Linked DNA regions of Homo sapiens: region 2 is linked to region 1. A link is a loop called in an ENCODE intact Hi-C map of the cell type or tissue named here. Cell type or tissue: right lobe of liver. All regions are shown on one strand. Each heading gives the region's core, and the rest is flanking DNA. Links, peaks and the distances in the headings are about the cores only.

Region 1 (10,884 bases), core at 1,772-9,771:
GTTTGAAGACGCGTCAATGTGAAGATTTTATGGATCAAGTTTAAATATGGTGCATATTTGTTCTGTTCCTATTCCATAGAGAGCTCTGAGTCACATGGCCACATCTCAATGCAGGAAAGATGGGAACTATGGACTTACTGGTATAAAGATGGGCAGAATAAGTGTGGTGGACAGCTAGTAGTCTCTTCCACAATACCCATATGCACCCTTCTTCATATGTACATATTATATATACACACAATCCTTTCTGGAGAGATATACCTCAAAGCTCTATCACAAGTAACCACTGCAAAAATTAAATTTAAGAAAATTCATAGCTCGGTCAAATGGCTGATGATATGCTAATAAGTTTTGCAGTGAGCCAATGCAACACTGAAAAAAACTGCCGAAGTCACATTCAGGGAGTGTATTATTTTCCAAGCAAGGGCGCTTATGACCTTGGCAGCTGGCATTCTGAAGCCATTGACTGTGCTCAATGTTTTCAGTTCTTCCTTTGAACATTGAAAGGGATGGTATCTCAACCAGCAGCTTAGATGATACATTCTAGTTTTTCAACAGTTCATTGTTTAAAAGGTTCTTTAATACCTAGCCAACGTTTCCCTCTTCTTGGCATCAAGCCAGAACATTTTGCTCATGTCTGTCAGTGGGCACAGCCTGCCATACCAGTAAAAAGAATAACAAGATCAAACATGAAAAAGGAGCAATGCCTGTCTTTGCATACTTGTCTCCTGTCTCCTTTGCATACTTGTTTCTAGCGTGGAGTGATTGATACATTCTTGCTCTGAGATAACCACCATGATATCTGAGTTACGGTTAGCACTACAATATCCTTCCCTGTTCTCAGGAAGTCTGCTGCACACACTATCACTTACCTGACACACCAAGAGTTGAGTACTGCATCAACTAACTCAAGTCCAGTAAGGCATCGTTTTCTTTACATTACTGATCAATGACTTTTTTTGAGACAGGATCTTGTTCTGTCCCCAAGGTTAGAGTACAGTGGCACAATTATAGCTCACTGCAGCCTCAAACTCCTATACTCAAGGGATTCTCCCATATCATCCTCCTAAGTAGCTGGGACTACAGACACACACCACCATGTCCATCTAATATTTTTTCAATCTTGTAGTGATAGGGTCTTGCTATGTTGCCCAGGCTGGTCTCGAACTCCTGGCCTCAAGCAATTCTCCTGCCTCAGTCTCCCAAAGCGATTGGATTACATGTGTGAGCCACCACACCTGGCCTCAATGACATTTTTATTACTAATTTAATTGTACTTCTTTATGTCCCCTTGCTCTTTGTTTTGAAGTCTTTCTTTTATTTCATCCTGAAGGCCAATACTTTTTTTTTCTTAACAGCATTGTTCTTCTTTCACTGATCTACTGAATATTTACATTTAAAAATTAGTTTTCTTACTCCATAGTGTCTCATTTTGTGTTATTTTCATCGATCAAGTTGTGATTTATTTGACTCCTCCAGTCACTTGTACTTGGACTTCACCTTGTTCTTGCTGATTTTCTTTGCTGCTTCTGTTTCCCTTCGATCTCAGGGCTCAGGTCAGATGGATGGGGAACCTTAAGCAGTAGCAACCTGATGAGTAGTTGGAGGTGCAAGTTCCTGCTGGCAGAGTGTCAGTCTCTGTGTAGCACCAGAAGAAAGCTTCTCTTTCCCCAGGAATGCTCAGCAGAAAGATCTGCCTTCAACCAGGCTCAGGGGAAGGTAGGAACTTAGCACACTAGGCAGCTTCCCCCATAGTTCCAACACCTGGGGGGTGCCTAGAGGTCCTCTTAGGACTATGCACAAGGGAGGCACAACATACTGTCTGTGGGCCACAGATCTCTGGGGATGCGGAGGTATACTGCCCTCCCCTGGATGTCTAGACTCCTACCCAGTGGTGCAAATTTCTGCACCTGCTTGGCCTCCTCTGGCTCCTGGCAGAGTCAATATGGAAGATCATACCCTTCCAGTCCTGCCCACATGCAAGCCCAGGAGAGATGGTAAGTGATGGGAAGAGGTAAGACAAGGAGGGCATCTGAGGTGTTTACTCACTGCCATCTTCCCAGAATCCCCTCTGCTAGATGCAATTTAAGACTCTTAAATTCTTTACCTGATATAATTTTGTTTTTCATTTATCTCTTTAAAAGAGTGGCATTTGGCCATAATTCAAATATTTTACCCAGGACTCTTGAGAACCAAGGGATAATTCCTCAGCTGGCTTGAGGATTTGGAAAGAAAAGACCTGTTATTCTGATAACTTGACTTTGTTTTGAAAATCCGCAGGGCTCTCAGCTAGCACTGGTATTTCTGCATCTCCACATCTCTGTCCTCACGGAGCTGGTTTTGGAACGTTAATTGCTTGGCCGGGGCAGTTAGAAAAAATTAGTTCTAAGGCTGGGTGTGGTGACTCGTGCCTGTAATCCCAGCACTTTGAGAGGTGGAGGTGGGCAGATTACTTGGGGTCAGGAATTCAAGACCAGCTTGGCCAACATGGTGAAACCCCATCTCTACTAAAAATACAAAAATTAGCTGGGCATGCTGGGGCGCACTTGTAGTCCCAGCTACTCAAGAGGCCGAAGCGTGAGAATCACTTGAACCCGGTAGATGGAGGCTTCAGTGGGCCGAGAATGCGCCACTGCACTCCAGCCTGGGAAACAGAGCGAGACTCCGTCTCAAAAAAAAAAAAAAAAAAAAGTTCTAAGAATGTCAGTCTTCATCACATGTAGGAATTTCATAGGGTTCCATAATGGTGCTCTTCCACCTTTATTGTGCACTTACAATATGACGGACCTTCTTCTGAGAAATCATTTTCTATAAATAATGCCATCCAATGGTCAACACTAACTTGCTCGTGTAACAGCAAGTCTAAAGAATAGTAAGAAAAAAGACAATGTGATATTCCGAATGTCCTCGGGTTGGTGGTGAGAGTCAGTGTTACCCCTCCGCACCTCGTTCTTAACCGCCCCATCACCTTGCCCCCATTTTCTGCTGGAGCAGAGGTTCTCAGACTCTGGGATTTCAAAGAACCAGGAGAATGTTAACGTTGGCATACTTTGGCAATGAACACAGGGCTGCCAACATTTTGATTGCCAGGTGTCTTCACTCAAAAACATCTACAATCCACTCTCAAAAACATTTCATAAAATGGGCCAGGCATGGTGGTCCACGTCTGTAATTCCAGCACTTTGGGAGGCTGAGGCTGGTGGATCACATGAGGCCAGGTGTTCAAGACCAGCCTGGCCAACATGGCAAAATCCCGTCTTTTACTAAAAATACAAAAAAAAAAAAAATTAGACTGGCATAGTGGCACAAGTCTGTAATCCCAACTACCCAGGAGCCTGAGGTTCAAGAATTGCTTGAACCCGGGAGGCGGAAGTTGCAGTGAGCCAAGATTGCGCCACCGCATTCCAACGTGGGTGACAGAGTGAGACTCTGTCTCAAAAAAAAAAAGTTTCATAAAATGAAATATGAGTCCCAAAAAAGTAGGAAGGACAAAATCTTACAACTTTTAAGTGAATAAACATAAACTTTATAGAAATCTCACCAAAACGTGAAAATTCCACCACCAGTTGGCAACACATCACTGAGAATCATTTGGCAACCCATTGCAGGGCGTCTGCCACCAGAGGTATTTCCCTCCCAAGAGGGTAAGAGTTGCTGGGAGTAGGTTCACAGCTAGAGCCCAGCCTGCGGGGTATGTTCATGTCCCTTCCGGTTTCAAAGGAATTCAGTCTATCAGGTACAATATCTCTCCCTCAGGTCTGAACAAGGAATCAGCAGAAGCAGCCACAGGACTATAATGGTGATACAATAATCCCATGGAGGAGTAAACTACAAAAAACCTGATCTTTCAGTAGAGGCTTTACATGCTTAACCTCTGGAGCCAGGCTGCCTGAGTCTGAATTCTAGTTCCACACTTTACTAGCTAAATAATCTTGGACAATTTATCCAAGATTATTTAGCTAGTAAACTGTGGAGCTAGAACTAGACTGGAATTAGATTAGCTAATGCTAATTAGCTAGAATTAGATTAATATTTCCAAGCTTCAATTTGCTCTGTGAAATGGGAATAATAATACCTCCAAGCGTAACGAGGATTCCATGAGATAATGCATGTAAAATGCTTAGAAAAAAAGAAGGATATTAAATGCTAGATCTTACTACTATTGAGTAACTATTATGTTCCAGGGGTGTGCTAACTGTTAGAAATAAATAAGATGTCAGCCAGGCGCTGTGGCTCACGCCTGTAATCCCAGCACTTTGGGAGGCCAAGGTGGGCAGATCACGAGGTCAGGAGATCAAGACCATCCTGGCCAACATGGTGAAACCCCATCTCTACTAAAAAAATACAAAAAATTAGCCAGGCGTGGTAGCAGGCGCCTGTAGTCCCAGCTACTTGGGAGGCTGAGAGAGGAGAGTCGTGTGAACCTGAGAGGTGGAGCTTGCAGTGAGCCAAGATCGCACCACTGCAGTCCAGCCTGGGCAACAGAGCAACACTCCATCTCAAAAAAAAAAAAAAGAAAGAAAGAAATAAGATGTTACCAAAGGTGGCTGCAGTAATCCACCCCTCCTTCAACCTTTTCTGCAGTGAGACTTTGTCATTCCTGCAGTCAAAAGGTGGAGTCTATGTCACTTCTCCTTGAATCTAGGTGGCCCTGTGTCTTGCTTTCGCTGAGGTATCAATATGTGACTTCTTAGCTAGGCCTTAAGCAAGCTTGCAATTTCCATTTTCACCTCTTTAGGAACCAGCTGCCATATAACAAAACTCTAGGTAGACTGTTGAATGAAGACACTGCTGGAGACAGAGGCTGTGTATTAGTCCGTGTTCATGCTGCTGATAAAGACATACAAGTGACTGGGAAGAAAAAGAAGTTTAATTAGACTTACAGTTCCACATGGCTGGGGAGGTCTCAGAATCATGGCGAGCAGCAAAAGGCACTTCTTACACAGTGGCAGCAAGAGAAAATGAGAAAGAGGCAAAAGCGGAAACCCCAGATAAAACCATCAGATCTCGTGACACTTGTTCACTACCATGAAAACAGTATGGAGGAAATCACCTGCGCGATTCAAATGATCTCCAACAACATGTGAGAATTGTGGGAGTACAATTCAAGATGAGATTTCAGTGGGGACACAGAGCCAAACCATATCACGCTGCATGGAGGAGAACTGAGATGTCCTGGCCAACAGCCAGGACCAAGACATGTGAATGAAGCTATGTTGACACCTCCAGCCCCAGCTGAGCCACCTCAGGCAACACCAAGTGGAGCAGAGGTGAGCTGTACCACTGGCTTCACCTGAATTCTTGACCTCCAGAATTATGAGCTATTACATGGTTGTGGTTTTAAACCATTAACTTCTGGGGTGCTTTGTAACGCAGCAAGATAACCAAAACATAAGACACAGCCCATCCATAGTGAAATCTAGCAGAGACCCCTCATCCCCTCTCAGGTCATGTGGAAAATGCTATGATAGAGATGCCAGGTCAATGCAACCTACTGTGGGCACAAGAGGAGGCAATGATCGATCATGCTGGGGACAGAGGATAGAGAAATGGCAGCCCTGAGAGGTGAGAGGGGACCCTTAAACCTGCCTGAGTAGGTGTGGCCAGGTGGAGGGCTGGAGGGCATTCTTGCTCTGCAATCAGCAGTGGCCAAATCTGGGGCTGTCTGGCTGTGAAGGAGTGTGGGAGAAAGTTGAAAGCAGATGAAGCAGAAGTTTCCACTCAAGGATGAGATTCAATGAATCTACCAATATCTCCCTGTTTACTGAACGTTTACTAAGGCCAAGACCTTAGTGGGTCTGATTGATCAATGGATAAATGCCACAGGTCCTGCCTTACCCTCAGACAGAACACAGCAACAGGTCAGCCCCCCTGAGCCTCCCCGGCCCCAGGCTGAAGCAGGTCTGAAGACCTTAGCACTGTCCTGAGCCTTTTCCTGCCTCCTTTATAGAAATTACCCAAGTATTTAATTTTTTAAAAAAGGTGTAATTGTTTTCTTGTTATCTATCTTCCCTTTTGGACTGTGAACTCTGAGTGCAGAGAAGCATCTATTTTGCTCTTTCTCAGGCCTTCAAAGCCTAACAGTGGCTGCCACAGAGCATAGGTGTTGTGCGAATGTATGAGTGAATGAATGGAGGAATTTAATGAGAAAGCATGCTCTCAGATGCCTGGCATTCATTCATTTTTGATATATGTATAGGTAGTTATACCACAGCCAAATAAATAGCCAAATTCACATCAGAAAAGAGGCTCAAGCACTTGTACTCTATGTATAGTCTATATAACTTCTATAATAATAATTAACATAAAGTGAATGTTTACTCTGTGCCAGGGACTGCTCTAAGTACTTTATTTATGTTTATCTCATTTTGTACACAGAGATTTCTTTAAGGTGGTTCCTATTATTATCCTGATTTATAGATGAGGAAATCTGAGGCATAGAGAGTTTCAGGGACTTTCCTAAGGAACTTGCTGTTAAATTGCTGAACCTAGATTCAGACCCAAGCAACGGAACTCCGGAGACACTTCCCTTCACCATAGCACAGTGATGCTTCTCTTCATGAGATTCAATTAAAGTTAAATAAATAAGTAAGAACATAGACAGCAACAGAAGGACTCAGGGAATTGGTGACAAGACAGGACCATTTTCCCCATGGGAGTTTTTGCTCAATTCTAGCTCAGTCTGTGGTGAATACTTGTGTGTCCACAGCAGCCTACAAGACTAAAATTAGAGCCAGAGAGTGCTTCTGAGTGGAAAGGAGCGCCTGGGCAAAATAGAGCCCATCAGGCATTCGGCATAGCACATAGGGGATCATTTAGTCAAAGCTGTCTGAGGATCACAATGATTGGGCAGGGGCTCCCATCCTTCCTCCTGACAGGATGGAGCCTGACAGTCAAGGTCAAGCATCACCTCCGAGGTGAGAGAAGGCACGGGTTAGACACAGCATCGATCTAGGTCCAGCTCTGTTGTCAACTAAGCACTGGGACATTTAGGGTCACGCCCATCTGTAACAAGAGCTCCGAGCTTCTTCCCAGCAGTGAAATGCTACAGATTATTTTGGAATTCACATGGAGACCTAACAGTTCCAGGAACAGCAGCTCTAACAGTGCATATGGCAACTTTTCAGGCTGCTTCCAAGCAATGGCCAGATCTACATGGCAGGAATTTGCAGTCTTCAAAAACAGTTAAACCAAGCCAAGTCTTGATTGTCATTAGTTGTGTTAGCAACCATATAGCTATGAGAACTAAAAACACCGACAACTTGCCTCCAGAGGAGAATTCTCTTATACGTTTTGTTTCTAATAAACAGGGGAAGAGACGTCCTTATCACTGCTGCTTTCAGTGTGAATTTCCTCTTAACAGTCTTCTGGCAGACATCAGCATCTCTCTGCTTCCCTCAGCATAACTACAGAAACAGCAGGAAGCAGTGATTGCCATTGCATAGGTTTCTGTTTGTATATTGGCAGATGTCAAAACATTCTCATAGAAAGGGCTTTCTAAAGTCTCAGCTTAATTCCACAATCCTCTTTGCCCACATCCGTGTAGGACATGATAAAACTCAAGTGACCAAACTCGCCATCTTGCTTTTGTTCGTGAAAACAAATCTAAGCAATAAGTATCTGTGTAGGGATTTCCACAATCTCCACCCAAGGGTGAAGGAAGCTACGGAAGGCAGGAGGCAGGGAGACACTCTTCGGGGTTAGAGGAAAACATGTTTTTCACTTCTCTTCTCCCCGCATCCTCCTGTCTCAAGGCCCTCCTGCTTGATGTCTACCTGGCTTTGATCCGCTTGGATGCCAACAGTAAGAGTTTAAAATACAATGACAAAAAAGATGGAACACAAAAGCCCTCAGTGGAAGCTGCCTGATTCCGTTAAATATAAACAATTTGTCTGGTAGATGATGTTAGGTAAGCTGTGACATTTGTCTTTCTGCTCCTATTCCCTGCTTACCCACCCAGCCCCTCCAGCACTAAGGCTCCAGTTCTAAAAGCAGACTGGCTTCTAAGAGGACCCTGGCTCCATCAGTTAATATCTGTGTGATTGTAGGAGGTTAGTTAACCTCTCACTGCCTACATTCCCTACTCTGTAAAATGAGGATAATAAATAGTAACAAGTTACAGATTTGTCGTGGGGATTAAATGGAATAATGGATACAAAGGAAATTAGCATGGGAGCATCTAGGAAGCTCCAACGTTAACTACTAGTAACGTTGTGATTTTTAGTAACCACCCCATCTCTCCATTCAGTGAGAAAGGATCTATTTACCAGTACTTACAGCAGGGCAGAAGCTCATTAACACTCATTAACAGTGATAGTTCATGTTCAACCTTTCATCTCTAGTTGTGAAGTGAAAGGCTGTTTCCCCAGGTTCTATTTATTCAACAAGCATTGATTGAAAACTTAGTTTGTTGGGTATTATAAGGTATTCCCAGTACACAGAAGGTGCTCAGGAAATGTTTGACAGATGAATGAATGAAAGAATGAATGAATGAATGAATGAATGAATGAATGAATGAATCATGACCCTCCCACAGATGCCCCTCCTGGATACAACAGGACATTGGGGACAGAGAGGCTTGCTCATCCCTACACCCTCACCTCCCTCCAGCCCTGAGTCCTCTCCACTCCAGCCCAGGGCTGCCTGCCTGCAGAGCCACTGGCCTTAGACCTTCTCCTATTTCCTTGCTTGGCTTCTGACCAAGAAGTTCTGACAAAGAAGCAGTCATTAGAACACATCCTCTTTGTATTACTATGGTCAGGAGTTATAATGGATGTTCAAAAAGAAGGCATCTCACATGCATATGGAAAGTACCTTCACCCTTTACTCTAATCAAGGGCTTATTCTTATTTTATCCCGTGTAACAGAGCCATCTCTCAAACTTTAAGTACTGAGTAAGAAAATATTTTGTACAAGGCTGGCCTGGACCGTGATCAGGATGTGGCATGTGAACTTTGATGGACTCTGGGAATAGCCTAGCTCTGCCCACACCTCTATCTTACAGGGTGGACATATATTGTTTTTTTCCGTCAATATCTATTATACCTTGTTTTGGTGTCTTGGTCTTGCCTCCTCCTCTGGAAGCAGAACTTGGGTGGGGCCCCACCTCCAGTCTCATAAATGCAGCAAGTGTCACACGTCTAGACCATCAAGGCATTCAACCTACAAAAGCCACAGGGATGGTGGGGTGAGGGAAGGCACCTGCTCAGAATGAGTCCCAGGACTAGAACTACTGATTCTAGGAGGAAACATTCTCTTTTTACTTTAAAAAAAAATGCTTCACTCTATCACCCAGGCTGGAGTGCAGTGATGCTATCTTGGCTCACTGCAACCTCCACCTCCTGAGTTCAAGCTATTCTCATGCCTGGGCCTCCCGAATAGCTGGTATTACAGGTCTGTGCCACCATGCCCAGCTAATTTTTGTATTTTTAATAGAGACAGGGTTTCGCTATGTTGGCCAGGCTGGTCTCCAACTCCTGGCCTCAAGTGATCTGCCCGCCTCAGCCTCCCGAAGTGCCGGGATTACAGGCTCTTGTTTTAATATGAACTGGGGAAGAATGACCTTGAAGCTACTGAAAGGCCACAAGATAGTGTCTGAGAACAAAGCAAATATAGGAAAGAGAAATTTGAGCCACTGGAAAAGATAGCCTTGATTTCGTTGAGCCCCTGAATCAGCCTGTGCTTGAAGCCAGTTTCCTCTGATTTTTCGGCTCTGTGAGTACATAAATTCCTTTACCCTCTGCTTAAGCCATCAAGGTTGGGTTTTTATTTACAACCGAAAGAGTCCTATGATACCAACAGAAATTGTCCCAGTGCCCAAAGTTTCATATTATTTATTCCTTTGCATTAATGTGGAAAAATCAAGCTACAAGATTGCAAAGGTATTACCAGCCATCAGTTCAGGAGTTCTTGGTAATTTGATAACTATTACTGTAATTTATCTGGTAGTACCACAATCAGGCTCTAAGCACTCCAAGGATAGAACTCAAAACTGCGTTGAACAATACAGCCAAGTCCACCATGAAGTCCCATAACCCATGCCTTTAAGTGATCCCCTTCTAGTTCTGTGGGGAGCAATAACTCAGACACTGGAAACTTCTTAAATGTATAGGGCTTGCTCTAGGCTATGAATGGGTAGGATTGTAGAGGCAGAAGAAAGAGGAAAAATATTTATTTTGTTTGGCAAGCCTTTTGTTTCCAGTGATGTCCAGAGACAGTGTGGACCATAGAAGACCCCAGGATTCTCTTCCTTAGATTCAGTGACCTTTACTAGATTGTGTATGCATCACTTTTTCCGTGTCTTTATCCAAAGCCGGCAATTAGGTAGAGTTTTACCAGCCCATGAGCTTGAAATTTTTTTATTCAACCTATCAGTGATATTTATTGAGCACCTATCATGTACTAGATGCTGTCCAAGTTACTGATCACTGGAGTTTCAAAGATGAACGAGCACATTTCCTTCACCCAAGGAGATTAGAGTCCAGTGGGTCATGCAGACAACACCCAACGTAACTACATCAGGTACAATGAAGGCTATGACAGAGGTGAGCACACTGTGATGCCAAGCAATGGCAAGGAAACCTGCCCCAGGCTACTACATGGAAGCTGTGACTCAAGACAAGTGGAAGGTAGTTTTTGAGCAGAAAAATGGGCAAAAGGGGTTGCCAGAAGAGGAAATGGCACCAGCAAAGGAGCAGTGGTATAAGAAAAGTAAGGGCATTTATTGAACTGAATTCATTTGGTAAACTGGGCCCAGGTATGAGGGTGGGAAAGCGTGTGAAAAGAAGAAAACACGTCATCATAAAGGGCTCCTTCTGCCAAGGTAAGGACGGTGTTTGAATGGGGAAGTCTCCAGTGGCTCCACATTTGAGACAGAATAAAATC
Region 2 (10,884 bases), core at 1,202-9,201, 60 kb after region 1:
GCCACTGCGCCCGGCCAGGTCACTATTTAGACACATGAAAATACACTTGTGATATCAGACTCAGTGAGATTAGCAGAATGCATAATTTGCATAAAACGATTAAGTGAGTGCTACGGCAGATTGTATTTTCCAAAGTTGGCTGCAAAATGTCTCCCATTTGCCTCCCTTCTAAAATGTGACTTGGATGCTGCTCCCATTGAGAGGTGGGGTCTTTGTTTCCTCTTCTTGAATCTGGATAGGCTTGTAACTTACAAGTAACCAAAAGAATGAAGCAAAATGATGCTGCACAACTTCCAAGGCTAGGTCATGATAGAATCACCTTGATTGCTAGAACACCTGTGGTTGGAGCCACCACATAAGAAGTCTGCCGACCATGCCACAAGGCAGCTTAAGCCACATGGAAAGGCCACTTGTATGCACTCCAGCTTGCAGTCATGTTCGAGTCCTCCCAGACAGGCGCCAGATATGCTCATGAACAGGCCTTGTAAGGCAAAGATAAACTGTCTCCGTGGTTCCCTTGCTGAATTCCTGACCCACAGAAACCACGAGCATCACAAAATGGTTATTTTAAGCTCATAAACTTCAGTGTGATGTGTTACACAGCGATAGTAACTGAAACAAAGACTGATGGTAATCTTAAAGCAGCTTTTGCAAAAGTCATGAGACTATGCATATTTTAAAATAATAAAAAATATTTCTGTCATATCAGTCTGACTTCCTCCTAAATCTCTAGCCCCCATCACTCCCCTCAAATCTCACCCACCCACTCCTATCCCCACCATGCCCACCCCATGCCAATCCTTACTTCAAACCTTGCTTTCAGCTTTCCCAAGTTTCTACCTGTCCCTGTCCTCAAATAACCCAGGCTGCATCATCCCTTGGTGGCTTTATTTCTGTTTTTCCTTCTGATTGAAAAGTCCCACCTTTTCTCCTGCATCTGGTGAATACCCACGATTTTCACACTCAGCCATCCATCTGTTCCTGGTCCTCCCACCACTCCTGGTGCCTCCTGCCATTCGAACATCTGTCATACCTTCTGGGGCTTACCTAGAGAAACATCAGTCCCTCTCCCTACAGGAGACCATAAGCTTCTGAATGGTCAGAGCCATGACTGCTTCATCTTCTCATCTTTCTCCAGGGACTACCACTGACAGTCATCTGTAACAGCATGGCAACTCCTGCATAAGCCTGAACAGCAAGCACCTTACTACCTTCTGCAAGCACCTTACTACCTTCTGTGCCCCAGGCACCTGCTTGTCTCACCTTAGTGAGACATACACGCTTCAAACCTGAAGGTGCTGTATAATGCCTAACTTGCACAGTTGGTCCTAGTCATTGTTTCTCCATCTCACAAAAAGGAAATTGAGTCTTGGAGGATGCTCAGCTAACAAGCAGTGGGGCCAGGACAGAATCCCAAGTCTACTTCCAAAGTCTGTGCTCTTTCTATAGCATGTAGTGACTTTTTGTTAAATAATGGCCTAACACACACATATAGTTGCATATACATAATTTGTGTCAGGCTGGATGCAGTGGCTCACATGTGTAATCCTAGCACTTTGGGAGGTCAAGACGGGTGGATTGCTTGAGGTCAGCAGTTTGAGACCAGCCTGGCCAACAAGGGGAAACCCTCTCTCTACAGAAAATATAAAAATTAGCTGGACTTGGTGGTACGCGCCTGTAATCCCAGCTACTCAGGAGGCTGAGGCACAAGAATTGCTTGAACCCGGGAGGCAGAGATTGCAGTGAGCCGAGATTGTGCCACTGCACTGCAGCCTGGGCAACAGAGTAAGACTCCATCTCAAAAAAAAAAAAAAAAAAAGGAAAAGAAAAAAAAAAGGTATCAGTCAAGATGGCTGCATTACTGCATTACTCTATGGCAACAAATAACCCCCAAATCTTGGTGGCAGGAACAATCAGGGCCAGTCTCCAGGATATCTGGCCCCCATGTGATGGCTCAGCATTGTGGCTCCATATCACGAATCATTTCTACCCTTGCTGAAGCAGGGAAAAGAGAATGGTGACTTGCACACTATCAATTAAAGGCCTCATTGAGAAAATGACACATGACATTTCCACTCATATTTTATTGTTCAAAACAAGTCATGGCCATGACTAACTTCAAGTGGGTAGGGAGTTACAATCTTCCTGTCTGCAAGCGGAAGGAACCCAGACATTGAAGAAGGATAGTAGTATCTGCCACCTTGCTCAACAAAAACAACTAGAAGAACAGGGCAATTATTCAAAAAGGAGGTGATAGCTTGCCATTTCTACACAAACCCACATTGCAGGGTGAGTCCTGAATCACCTTAAGGTACCAAAAAAAAAAAAAAAAGATTACAACTGGTCTCTAAGTTCAATCTACCATTTATGCTGACAATAATAGCAAGACATCTACTGGCAACCACAGTGAAAACCACAACCAACGTTTATAGAGTGCTTTGCAATTTAAGTAGTATTTTCATATATGCTTGCTCTATCAAGCAATATGAAAAGCCTTCCGAGTCCTAGCCAGAGCAATCAGACAAGAGCAATAAATAAAAGGCATCCAAATTAGAATGAAGAAAGTCAAACTGTCACTGCCAATGATGTGATCGTATGCCTAGAAAACCATAAAGACTCATCCAAAAAGTTCCCAGATCTAATAAACAAATTCAGTAAAGTCTCAGGATACAAAACCAATGTACACAAATCAGTAGCACTGCTATACACCAACAACGACCAAGGTGAGAATCAAATCAAGAACTCAATTCCTTAGGCCAGGCATGGTGGCTAACGCCTGTAATCCCAGCACTTTGGGAGGCCAAGGCAGGCGGATCACGAGGTCAGGAGATCGAGACCATCCTGGCTAACACAGTGAAACCCCGTCTCTACTAAAAATACAAAAAATTAGCCAGGCATGGTAGTGGGCACCTGTAGTCCCAGCTACTCGGGAGGCTGAGGCAGGAGAATGGTGTGAACCCAGGAGGCGGAGCTTGCAGAGAGCCAAGATTGCACCACTGCACTCCAGCCTGGGTGACAGAGTGAGACTCCATCTCAAAAAAAAAGAAAAGAAAAAAGAAAAATAAAGAACTCAATTCCTTTTACAACAGCTGAAAAAAAAAACAAAACAAAACCACTAGCAATATACTTAACCAAGATGAAAGACCTCTACAAGAAAAACTACAAAACATTACTGAAAGAAATCATAAATGACACAAATGGAAACATATTCCATGTTCATGGATGGGAAGAAACAACATTGTGAAAATGACTATACTGCCCAAAGCAACCTAAAAATTCAATGCAATTCCCATCCAGATAGCATCATCATTCTTCACAGAATTAGAAAAAAATCCCAAAATTCATATGGAAAGGAAAAAGAGCCCTCATAGCCAAAGCAATACTAAGCAAAAAGAAGAAATCCAAAGGCATCACATTACCTGAATTCAAATTATGCCACAAGGCTACACTTACCAAAACAACATGGTACTTATATTAAAAATAGGCATGTAGACCCAATGGAACAAAAGAGAGAACCCAGAAATAAAGCCAAATACTTATAGCCAACTGATCTTTGACAAAGCACACAAAAACATAAAGTGGGCAAAGGACACACCGGGAAAGCCACATGTAAAAGAATAAAACTGGATCCCCATCTCTCACCTTATACAAAAATCTATTCAAAAGGGATCAAAGACTTACATGTAAAGACCTGAAACCATAAAAATGCTGAAGATAACATCAGAAAAACTCTTCTGGAATTGGTTTAGGAAAAGAATTTATGACTAAGACCCCAGAAGCAAACGCAACAACAGCAACAACAAAAAAAGAGACCTAATTAAACTAAAAAGCTTCTGTACAGCAAAAGAAATAATCAGCAGAGTAAACAGACAACTTACAAAGTGGGAGAAAATATTTGCAAACTATGCATCTGACAAAGCACTAGTATCCAGAATCTACAAGAAACTCGAAGAAATCAGCAAGAAAAAAATAAAAATAATAATTACATCAAAAAGCGGGCAAAGGATATCAATAGACAATTCTCAAAAAAGATATACAAACAGCCAACAAACATATGAAAAAAAATGCTCAACATCGCTAATCATTAGGCAAACGCAAATGAAATCCACAATGCAATACCACCTTACTCCTGCAAGAATGGCCATAATTAAATTAAAAAGTCAAAAAACGATAGATGTGGGAATGGATGTGGTGAAAAGAGACCACTTTTACACTGCTGGTGGGAATGCAAATTAGTACAACCACTATGGAAAACTGTATGGAGATTCTTTAAAGAACTAAATGTAGAACTATCATTTGATCCAGCAACCCCACTACTGGGTATCTACCCAATGCAAAAGCAATCAGTATATGAAAAAGACACATGCACATGCATGTTTGTAGCAGCACAATTTGCAATTGCAAAGATATGGAAGCAATCTAAGTGCCCGCGGACCAACAAGTGAATAAAGAAAATGTGGTATATGTACACCATGGAATACTACTCAGCCATAAAAAGGAACGAAATAATGTCTTTTGCAGCAACTTGGATGGAACTGAAGGCTATTGTTCTAAGTGAAGTAACTCAGGAATGAAAAACCAATCCCGTATGTTCTCACTTTTAAGCCGAGGCTAAGCTATGAAGACGCAAAGACCTAATAAGAATTATATAATGGACTTTGGGGATTCAGGGGGAGAGGGAGGTTGGAAGTGGGGTGAGGGATAAAATACTACAGATTGGGTACGGTGTACACTGCTCAGGTGACGAGTGCACTAAAATGTCAGAATTCACCACTAAAGAACGTATCTGCTGGATACGGTGGCTCATGCCTGTAATCCCAGCACTTTGGGAGCTGAGGCAGGCAGATTGCTTGATCCCAGGAGTTCAAGGCCTGCTGGGCAACATGGCCAAGCCATATCTCTACAATAAATACAAAAATTAGCCAGCTGTGGTGGCATGTGCCTGTCATCCCATCTCAGTTACTCAGGCGGCTGAGGTGGGAGGGTCACCTGAGCCTGGGAAGCGGAGGTTGCAGTGAGCCAAAATGGCGCCACTGCACTCCAGCCTGGGCAACACAGCGAGACCCTGTCTTAAGAAGAGAGAAAAAAAGAACTTATCCATGTAACCAAAAACCACCTGTACCCCAAAAACTATTGAAATTCAAAAAAGGAAAAGCCTCTCAAATGAATTCTGAAACGTTCCTTTCCTTCTGATTCTCACAATGTGAGAAATGAAATAAAGTGAAGCACACAAAACAAAATGAGAAGGACCAGCCAAAGACCAGGCTGAGTGCTGAGCCCAAGCATGAAAGGATGAGAGTGGAAGATGGCCAGGGTGGGCCGACATCAGAGAGCTTCGTGGAAGGATAACAGGGACCCCCATTGCAGAGTGCACCCTACATCACCTCAAGGATGAGGTGCAGACCTCAGTCTCCTCCACTCTGTGTTCCTCAGGCTGAACTTAGGGGAAATCGTTACCCACCATAGATAAGGCAGGCATGCTGAATTTTGGTGAATGTATCTCATAAACTGGAAGTTGAAAAATGATAGCTTGTGAGCTGAATCTGGCCCTCAAATATATTTAGTTTGGTGCACCATCTGATTTATTGATTGATGGATGGACTGATTGAGACAGTCTCTCTCTCTGTCTTGCCCAGACTGGAGTGCAGTGGTGCAATCTCAGCTCACTGCAGCCTCTGCCTCCCAGATTCAAGCAATTATTCTGCCTTAGCTTCCCAAGTAGCTGGGATTACAGGCGCATGCCACCATGCCCAGCTAATTTTTGTATTTTCAGTAAAGACGGGGTTTCAGTGTTGGCTATGCTGGTCTCGAACTCCTGACCTCAGGTGATCCACCCGCCTTGACCTCCCAAAATGCTGGGACTACAGACGTGAGCCACCACATCCAGCCAAGGTGCACCATTTTAATATATGAATTGCTATTGACATCTCAAAATTGGGAAATTTCACATGAAAATTTTGGACTTCCACCTTCTGAAACCCAGCCACTGGATCTACATCTTGCAGAGATGAACAGCCCGGGCTTTGTGGAGTAAGGCCCTCTCAGCCATCTCTAGTGCTTCCAATTGCCTCCCCCAGGCATGCCTTGCTGATGTGTCTGACCTCTAGAGGCTTTGAGTTCATGATCCCTGAAGCAGGCAAACAGAGAAACTGTGTTAAAAAAAAAAAATTTTAAATTGAGCATTGACTGTTTTATTCCCATTAACAGTTTTCACAAATGTCCACTGCAGTCTCTCACAACCATGCTCAACCTGGATGACCCTCCTCCAGGCGCCTGTGGGCATGCACCCCTCACTCCTGCAGGTCAGCTCAGACATCTCCATTCAGTGAGGCCCCTGGCCCACCCCACCCTGACCACTAGCACTCACTGTCTTCTTGCTTTTTTCCAAGCATTCATTATCCAACTTCCTAAGGGACTCTACATTTATTCACTTATGTAATAGTAAGTCTATTGTTTATTCTCTGTCCCATTGCTAGAATGTAAGTTCCATGAAGCCAGGGGTCTTTGGCTGCATTATTTACTAAAGGAGCTCAAGATGCTACAAGACCCCTGGCACACAGTAGGAACTCAATAAATGCTGGAGAACGAATGTGTGTCTCCAATCTACCGCTCATAAAATCTCAATTTGTCTTTCTATTGTTATTAACATGTCTCTCTGTTATGCTATTTTCATGTATATTCTGCTAGTGAAATAAATATTATCATTATTTTGATAAAAATGCATTTCCTAGAACTTTGCCATAAAGAAAGCGTTTTTGCATAGATCACATCCCCTGAGTGCTAAAAATGGGCCCTGAGGTTGACTGGTGTGGTGGGCTGAATAATGGCCCCCAAAGAGATCAGGTCTTAATCTACTGGACCTAAAAATATTACCTTATACTGCAAAGACTTTGCAGATGCGATTAAGTTAAGGATCTTGAGATGGGGAGATTATCCTGGATTAGCAGTTGGGCCCTAAATGCAATCACGAGTACAAGTATTCTTATAAGAGGGAGGGAGAGGGAGAAGAGGAGGCAATGCGACCATGGAGGCAGAGAGAAAAGGGATGAAGCCACAAGCCAAGGAATGCTGGCAGCTTCCAGGAGCTGGGAAAGGCAGGGGTGGATTCTTCTCTAGGACTTCCAGGGGCAGAGGGTGGAGTTGGGGGGTCTGCCAACACCTTGATTTTGGCCGGTGAAACTAACTGCATTCAGACATCTGGCCTCTGGAACCATGAGAGAATCAAGTTATGTTGCTCCAACCCATCCAGTACATGTTAATTTGTTAGAGCAGCAACAAGAAGCTAATACAACTCTTATCCCAGATGTTGTGATCTTCATTTTCCAGATTAAGAGACTATGGCCCATTGAAAGAAAGCAACTTCCCCATCAACGTGAAGCTCCACAGTAAGCGGGGCAGGACCAGGACATGGAGCAGCCAAATCCTAGGCTGGGGCTCAGTCCCTCTACCAGAGCACCTCCAAAAAGAAGATGTGACCTCAGAACTGTTTCCAGAAGATCATGAGAAGACATTACCACGGTTTACAACAGGACAGATAAACCAAAATGCTGCAACTCTTGCAAGCTGTGGGTAAATGCAGAGTGATGGCAGTAGAGAGACTCCTCAGGGAGAAGCCTCTGGAAGAAATACCCCAGTCTGCTCCACTCCCTCACTGAGTGCTTGGGGGAAGACCCTCAATTTCTTCATATGTGGAAGGAAGAAGCTGGACCACACCACTGGTCCTCAGAGGCTCCATCCTTGGGGTCTTTGTGAGGGTTGAGGAGGAGCCCCAGGAGGTAGTGGTCTTTACCCCCCTACCCTTGGCAACTTCAACCTGATGTGCAGACTTCTGCCTGCCTTCCATATTGTGCCTCTGCCCCACATTTCTTCTGAACAAAAGGCTCCACAGTTCAAAATAAGTTTGAAAACCACTAAACCCAGGATTTCTAAGGTCACAGCCTTGCTAGTCTTAAATCTCTGTGGTTCTTGAACTCCACATGTTACAGCAGCAATCAATCCACCATCGGTGTTTGTCCAGAGACTGGATCCCAGCAAGCAAGACCAAAGGGATCTTCCTGGGAGTCAGAAAGTACTTAGGAAGTGTTAACTGCAAAGTCTGTGTCCACGTCACTTTGGAAAACTCCTGTATTCACAGGCTCCAGGTCACAGCTACTTTATATCGTAAAAGTGACCCAAGCCAGCCCTCCTCAGTGACCACTTAATGACCTGAGACACTGCTCTGGGAGTGCACAGAACCACCACATTTCTCCTCAATGCTCTGCTAGGGCCGAGGGGCTACCGTGCTTACACAGAGCAGTAAGCACTCTAGCAAACCTGCACTAAAACCAGAAAGCAAACAGGCCAGGCACAAAGGCCACCATCTCCTAGGGGTCAGGCCTCTTAAGTAAAAGAGAATCGGATTGGCTTTTCCTTTAAGTTGTGGACTCTGACACTGAAGTGACCATTATCCCCAGTCCACTCAGACACTTGGAAGAAAATGTATTATTAAAAGCAATCGATGCATTATGAAAATGAACTGGGTAAACTGTAATTTTATTGGCTCTGAGTTCAAGCCATAAAAGGGTAAATGTGAACAGGTGTGCCAGTTAATGTCCTTGGGTAATTGGTTAAGTATGGTAACCCCCAGAATCTACTTCTACTCAGCTCATACAACTTAAGCTGCAGAAAGTAGAAAGTGCAAAATATACCCACTTTTTAAAACTCTTTATTAAAAATTTTTAAAAAGCTTATTATATGGTCCCCACCTGGGCCATGATTAAGCACTCATTATTGCAGTAACAATGGCCCCATTGTTATTTCATCCTAATAACCATATTTAAATTACACAAAGTTTTGAGAGCTATAGCCTTAATGAAACTGAGGCCCAGGAAGGTTGATTGGTTTTCCTAAGATTGAGAGGAACAGAGCCAGAGGCTGACCCAGAGCTCCAAATTCTCAATCCAATAATTGTTCTAATACATGTAACAGAGAGTCGTTCACTACTGTGCCAGCTTAGACAGTCTCGAGCATATTCTATTGACCAACACAAAGAATATATGCAAGGAGTCTCACCATCCTTATTGGTCAGCGTTCTCCAGAGAGGCAGAACCAACAGGATATGCATACAGAGAAAGAGAAAGATTCATTTTAAGAAATAGGCTTGCACAACTATGGAGGCTTGGTGAGTTAAAAATTTGATGGTGGTGGCCGCTAGGCTAGAGATGCAGGGAAGTTGCAGTTTGAGTCTGAAGGCAGTCTGCTGGCAGAATCCGTTATTGCTCAACAAGATGGAATGGGGGTGGTCAGTCTTTGCTCTGTTAAGGTCTTCAATTGACTAGATGAGACCCACCCACATTATAAAGGGAAATCTGCTTTACCCAAAATCCACCAATTTAAGCATTAATGTCATCCAAAAAACACCTTCACAGAAACATCCAGAATAATGTTTGACCAAATATCCAAGTACAGTGGCCCAGCCAAGTTAAAACATAAAATGAACTACCACACTTTCCCACCAGACGTACAAGTCTTCACCCCCTCCACTTGTTTGCACTTATGAATATCCCAAGAAGAGCAGGAGAGGGTTGTCTATATGGGGTGACCAGGGAGAATGTAGGCAATGTCTATGGCATCACTACAGCTAGGTGACCAACAGGTAAGATGAAGGATGCTAATGAAGATCTCACTAAGATCCACCGAGCTGGAATCAAGAGAAGGGGCTAGGTCTGCGCAGATGAAGCCTCCCTTTCTCTGAAGCTCCTGGGCATGCAAATGATGCATGGTTTTTCTGAATTTTGTTTGTTTGTTTGTTTGTTTAGCTATCAATTGCTGTGAAACAAACTACCCAAAACTTAGTGGCTGGTCTCTCCCAACAACCATTTTATCATTGCTCATGATTCTGCGACCAGGATTTCAGACAGCACACAGAGGGTGGCTTGTCTGTGTCCCATGCAATGTCTGCCGAGGCTAGAATGTCCAAGATGACTTCTTCACTCATACATCTGGTCCCTCAATTAGATCGGCTCAAGTAGCTGAAGGCTGACAGAGACACTTTATGGGAGTCAGAAGTCTGTAGCCTCAATTCTCACAGTTGGCTGGGTTCTTCAGTCTCCACGCAATCTATGGGCTTCTCTCTCTCCACAAAGTTCGATCCTTCCAAGATACACAATCAGAAATGGCCAAACCTTCTTAAAGCTGAAGTCCACACCTGGCACTGGGTCCCCTCTACCAGCATTCTAACAGACCTGGATCAGATCAAGAGGAAGAGACAGCACAAGGGTGTGAATGCCAGGAGGCATGGCTCATTGAGAGTCACAGAAGTGACAAGCTACTTTGTCATTCATACCTGTCTTTGGCTACATCCAAACACCCACCCAAGTCTTCTGTGTTAGGCTGTTCTTACATTGCTAGAAAGAAATACCTAAACCTGGGTAATTTATAAAGAAAAGAGGTTTAATTGGCTCATAGTACTGTAGGCTATACAGGCATGATGCCGGCATCTGCTCAGCTTCTGGGGAGGCCTCAGGGAGTTTTAGTCATGGCGGAAGGTGAAATGGGAGCAGGCACTTCACATGGTGAAAGCTGGAGCAAGAGCAGGAGGGAAGAGGTGTCACACTTTTTTAAACAACGAGATTTGAGAGAACTTACTCACTATCTCGAGGATGGATAATACCAAACCATGAGGGATCTGCCCCCATGACCCAAACAGCTCCCACCAGGCCCCACCTTCAACAATGGGGATTACAATTCAACATGAGATTTGGTGGGGACACAGATCAAAACCATATTATCTTCCCAGAATAAGAACTCTCTTATTCCTCAAGCAACTTCTTTTGGATAAGTCCCAGGTCCTATGCATCCCCTCTGCAGTTTCCCTCCTTGGCTTCCCCCATTCACTGACCTCAT

Evidence for each region. Peaks named below come from ENCODE experiments on the same cell type or tissue, not always from the same donor. Only the 100,000 strongest peaks of a DNase experiment are listed, where the experiment ranks them.
Region 2: it touches region 1 in a loop (5-fold over the local background); 2 of 110 quality-filtered maps call a loop at or near these places.

Annotation. Positions count from the first base shown.
Region 1 is chr9:87,248,545-87,259,428 of GRCh38, forward strand. It overlaps LOC105376126 (a long non-coding RNA gene), which reads right to left. Exons shown (of 15, transcript XR_007061642.1): 10 at 9,046-9,162. Among named protein-coding and RNA genes, the nearest start is that of LINC02872, 110 kb to the left of the region's middle. In right lobe of liver, for the core only: no CTCF peak of the experiment used is centred there; no DNase peak of the experiment used is centred there; H3K27ac peaks cover 1,134 bases.
Region 2 is chr9:87,308,951-87,319,834 of GRCh38, forward strand. No RefSeq gene overlaps it. Among named protein-coding and RNA genes, the nearest start is that of LINC02872, 170 kb to the left of the region's middle. In right lobe of liver, for the core only: no CTCF peak of the experiment used is centred there; no DNase peak of the experiment used is centred there.